Regions from separate parts of the Homo sapiens genome. Here region 1 is linked to region 2. A link is an interaction called in ENCODE POLR2A ChIA-PET data of the cell type or tissue named here. Cell type or tissue: B cell. All regions are shown on one strand.

Region 1 (2,500 bases), 220 kb before region 2:
CCTTCAACTGCCGGGTCCGTGAGAGCTGAGACCAGGCCTGTCTTACACATCAATGTGTTTCCATACTTGGCCCAGTGCCTGGCACACAGGCGGTCATAAATATTTAATGGATGAATGAAATGCCTGTTTGTAATAGCAAGGTATTCCCCGAGCCTCACATTCTCAACCTGGAAGTACTGCGGCATGCTGTAAAACCAGCTGCCCACAAAGCACAGGGAGAGGTGCTGAATGGCTGAATGAAGGAAGGAAGTAACAAAGGTTAGGATGTACTAACCTAGACCTCGGGCAGTGAACTGCCTGAGGCTCTTAAGCTGAGCAGATGTGAAACACATACAGTGCACAAGGACCAAACAGAAGCCAAGATCTGGGGTGATCACTGGTTTAGAGACAGAAAAATTAACAGAACTGAGTTCTTACATGTATGACAGAATTTTTTTTTTTTTTTTTTTGTTAAAGAGACAGGGTCTTGCTTTGTCACACAGACTGGAGTATAGCGGTGCGATCACAGCTCACTGCATCCTCAAACTCCTGGGCTCAAGTGATCCTCTTGCCTCAGCCTCCAGAGAACCCGGGACTACAGGCATGAGCCACCATATCTGGCTAATTTTTAAATTTTTTGTAGAGATGGGGTCTCACTATGTTACCCAGGCTAGTCTGAAACTCCTGGCCTCAAGGGATCCTCCCACCTTGGCCTCCCAAATCACTGGGTTTACAGGTGTGAGTCACTGCATCTGGCCAAGAGAAATTATTTTAACTTGTATTCTAACTATATAATATCATTAGAGAAGGACCATGCTGACTGGCTTCTTCACCCTGCAGCTGGGAGAAGAGTGAGGATCACTGGTGGGAGGCCAGAACTTCCATGCTGATAGGGTTTGGCTCTGCATCCCCACCCAAATCTCATCTCGAACTGTAATCCCCACGAGTGGAGGGAGGGACCTGGTGGGTGGTGACTGGATCATGGGGGCAGTTTCCCCCACGCTGTTCTCATAATGGTATGTGAGTTTTCACAAGATCTGATGGTTTAAAAGTGGCACTTGCCCCACTTTGCTCTCTCTCCTGCCACCACGTGAAGAAGGTGCTTGCTCCCCCTTTGCCTCCTGTCATGATTGTAAGTTTCCTGAGGCCTCTCCAGCCATGCGGAACTGTGAGTCAATTAAACCTTTTTTCTTTATAAATTACCCAGTCTTGGGTATTCTTTATAGCAGTATGAAAACAGACTAATACACATGCTGTCTCATTTAATCCTTATCACAACCCTACAAGGTAGGTATTATGCTCACAGAAATCTTCTGACCATTTAAATAACCTTCACTTAGTATACGGTTAGAAAGTGGCAGAACTTGAATTCAAACCCAGGCTGCCTACCTGCAGAGCACACTGTGAATTCCTTGGTATGAACAGCAAATGGGGAGGGATTTTTCTCACATTCCCTAATCAGTCCCTAATCATATGTTTTATCATCACATATGTAAGTGTAATTGTGCAAGTCTACGTGTGTTTCAGAGTCAAGAAAACCAGTAAGTACTACATCAAGTCAAAAGTCAGACAGTCATGGAAATTTCATGGCAGGCTTTAATAAGTAAAAGAAATTATCAGTACTCACCTGATCAATCTACAAGAGCTGCATTAAAGAGGTAAGACCAAAGAGCTATCTAAGATTTAGAAAGAAACCGTTTACTCAGGGTGAGTAAACAAGGCAATTTCTGACCTTGGAATTTAGTTAAATAGAGTAAGAACGGAGAAAGAAGGATTTGCAAGTGTAGCCTGGAGTATGTACACGCTACAGGCAAGGTGCTGTCTCCTCAAGCAGCTGGGTGAAGGGCAGTGAGGAGGGAGGTAACATTATGTCATCGAGTGTACAGGACCCAAAGAACCTGAAGTACCCACTGACCTTTACAGGTGGAGAGGCTGGCCCAGGGAAAGAGAGCAACTGAATGGTAGATAAATCCAGTCCAATCAGGAAGAAGTCATGACGGCGCATTTTCCAAAATGACAAATGCCCGCATATCAGCCAAGTGGTAGCAGGATAAGAAAAGAGGGCAGATAATGCAAGACACCACTCAGAAAAAACATTCAATGACTGATCCGTGAAATATACCAGAGTGAAAAGGGTTGCCTCAGCTGGGGACAGTGCCTCACACCTCTAATCTTAGCACTTTGGGACCCCAAGGTGGGCTGACTGCTTGAGCCCAGGAGTTCGAGACCAGCCTAGGCAACACGATGAAACCCTATCTCTACAAAAAAAGTACAAAAAAAAATTAGCCAGGCATGGTGGGACACACCTGTAGTCCCAGCTACTTGAGGCTGCGGTGAGAGGATCACCTGAGCCCGGGAAGCCGGGCCTGCAGCGAGCTGCGATCACACCACTGCACTCCAGCCTGGGCTACAAAGTGAACCCTGTCTCAGAAAAAAAGCGGGGATGGGCGGTTACCTTTTTGGCAATGTCAGATGCTATTGGACAGAAGGGAGAGCTCACCTGGGCAGATATGTGGCTTGC
Region 2 (2,500 bases):
TATCCTGAGTTAATTCGAATATTCTAGCCCAAACTAAGTTAAACAAAGGCTTAGGTATGATAGTTAGCCTGATGCCAAATTTCCTTCCAGTGTAATGTTGATTTTTTGTGAATGCTAGTCTCTGGCTTGCTAGAATATGCTTGGCAAAATACGTTGCAATATTTTTCACTTTAGTCAATGCTGTTGAATCAGACAAAGTGATGGGCAGTCCTGTTTTAAAAAATGTATTAAGTTCACACATTGGCCAAAATACCAGGCCTGCTGAAACCTTGAAATAAGGGCTTTAGCCGATTTTTAAAGATTTTATTTTAACTAGAAAGTAAAGGCAATAATCAGGGTTAAAAGTACTACAGAATAAGAATGACAATGAATACGTGTGTTTGTATTTCACAGGTTTTAAATAGGCACATTAGAGTCGAATTTAAATCTTTTAAAATGCCATTAAACATTTTTAGAGTCTTGCTTAATGAACTCAGAAAATGATTTACAAGTCTCTGGTGAATACCACTAGGTAACTTCACAGCTCCCGAAAGTATAACCTGGTAGTTCCTTAACAAAGAAACATACTTCAGTTAGAATTTAAGATTTTCAAATGCAGGGGTGTATTTGAGCACCCTCTTCTCTGAAAGGTCAGGTATTTTTTTTTAAGTGAAGTGAAATGTTGGATGGATCTCTAAACAGCATGAAAAGACACCTCCCGAAGTAACTGTCAAGGGTGTTCTCCACAGTGAAATTGAAGATGCGTTTGTTTTGATTGCTGAGAAGGCTTAATTGTTTTCACACTTTCAAGCCACAAAATGGATTATTATGTTAAATCACAAGGAAACTGGTTTAATCATTTCGGGGAGCTGTGGTCTTCTTTTTTTTTTTTTTTTTTTTTTTTTTTTAGTTTAAAAACCGTTGGACTTTTCAGCTCCTTCGATAGGAGGTCCATTTCTTCCTATGACTTCCAGTCCGATTTAAGGAAGCGAAACATGCAAAGAGATGTTCCTTCCTCAGGCTCCCATGTCTTCCAACACAACTCATCATTTACTTAAGCCCCAGGAAAATGATGCAATTAACATTCTGGGAAGAGGGTTAATCCAATGCAATGATGTATTAAACCAAAAGGGCGAATAAAAATGGACCACCTTGGTTACATGATTTCCTATGTTTAGCTAATAAATTGTTGCAAAGTCCTTCCTAACAAAGTGCCCCGCCAGTGTGCGTCTATCCACATATGTTGTTATTATGTTTCTACAGTGTGAAACTATAATAGAAGAGTATGAAGATGAAATATCCTCACTTATCGCCCAGGAGACACACTATCTAGCTGACAAGCTGTGCAGTGAAAAATCAGGTACTGTGTCTGATGTAACATGTGCTCGCTGCTCGCACACCCTCTCTCTCTCACTCAGCCTTGCAGCGTCTTGTTTGCAGACCGAGCCTCGCTGCCTCTGCGATCCACGGCTCTGACACAGGATCCCCCGTCTCCGCTGAATCAGAAACGACAGCATGTGAGAGAAAACAGATAAACAGAAACCACAGGGCTGTGTGGCCTTCCTCTTTGTACTTTCTTTCCTCTATATATTAAGTGAATTCAAACATTCTTGATTTCCAGTTAAGGAGAAAATTCTTGTTCAGAATTAGAAGACTCCAAAGCACTTTCTTTTTAAAAACTTTGAGAGAGAGGATTTTTCCATCCTGGACCAGGGAAGGAGACCCTCACTTCATGGCTTGAGTATCTGCTACAGCAGCAGAAGGTGCGATTTTTATTTTGTAAGAACTTTCTAAAGTTTTTTTGTTTGTTTGTTTGTTTGTTTGTTTGGGGGGATGCTGGATTTTTTTCCAGGTTCCATTCCTGTATCTACTTCTTAAAAAAAATTTTTTTCTGGCTCAGAGGGTGGAAAATAATAGTTAATTCTTAAGCATATACACACACTCAGAAGCTGGAAAAAATGAGCAGAATTTTATTTATAATATACAAAGTTGAAAGCGATGGTCACTGACTCTCCGCTCTGTTGGCTGTACGTAGACCTTCTAGTCCCCTAACTTGGATGCTTGTTTAATACATTTATAAGAATGGAGTACACAGTTGTGCATTCTTTTGGATATCTTTGGGAAGAAATGAGTGAGTAGATATGAAGACAATGATTTAAAGCCAGTGGGGTACTTTTAAACAATGTGGAAGTTTGAGACAATTAGCATTCAGCAGTTGTTTACAATAAAGTATATAATACACCTACATCCATTATATCAAATGTAGTGCCAAAGTCCTTAAAATAACAGCTACTGAACATTTGTAGATAAATATTCATGTCATCAAAAGTTATTAAACAAGAAGTACACAAATCTCCCATTAACAGAACAGGTAAAGTTTTGTTTTTTTTGTTTTTGGTTTTGTTTTTGTCTTTTTTGCTTATACTCTGAGTAGATAATTGGGTTGTTTCTGTTTAAAATCCAGTTTTAATGAAGCTTGCAAAAGAATACAGTGAGACGACGTAGTCAGGATTATTCAGGC

The links. Peaks named below come from ENCODE experiments on the same cell type or tissue, not always from the same donor. Only the 100,000 strongest peaks of a DNase experiment are listed, where the experiment ranks them.
Region 1: POLR2A ChIA-PET joins it to region 2 with 10 read pairs; 1 of 35 experiments calls an interaction of 5 or more read pairs at or near these places.

Annotation. Positions count from the first base shown.
Region 1 is chr7:155,727,692-155,730,191 of GRCh38, reverse strand. All of the region lies in intron 9 of RBM33 (RNA binding motif protein 33), which reads right to left. Among named protein-coding and RNA genes, the nearest start is that of SHH, 84 kb to the left of the region's middle. RefSeq lists an enhancer at 1,667-2,167. In B cell, no CTCF peak of the experiment used is centred here; no DNase peak of the experiment used is centred here; H3K27ac peaks cover 923 bases.
Region 2 is chr7:155,505,859-155,508,358 of GRCh38, reverse strand. CNPY1 (canopy FGF signaling regulator 1) reads left to right here. Exons shown (of 5, transcript NM_001393663.1): 4 at 1,243-1,339. Among named protein-coding and RNA genes, the nearest start is that of CNPY1, 39 kb to the left of the region's middle. RefSeq lists a silencer at 1,393-1,442. In B cell, no CTCF peak of the experiment used is centred here; a DNase peak (open chromatin) is centred at 1,388; H3K27me3 peaks cover 1,689 bases.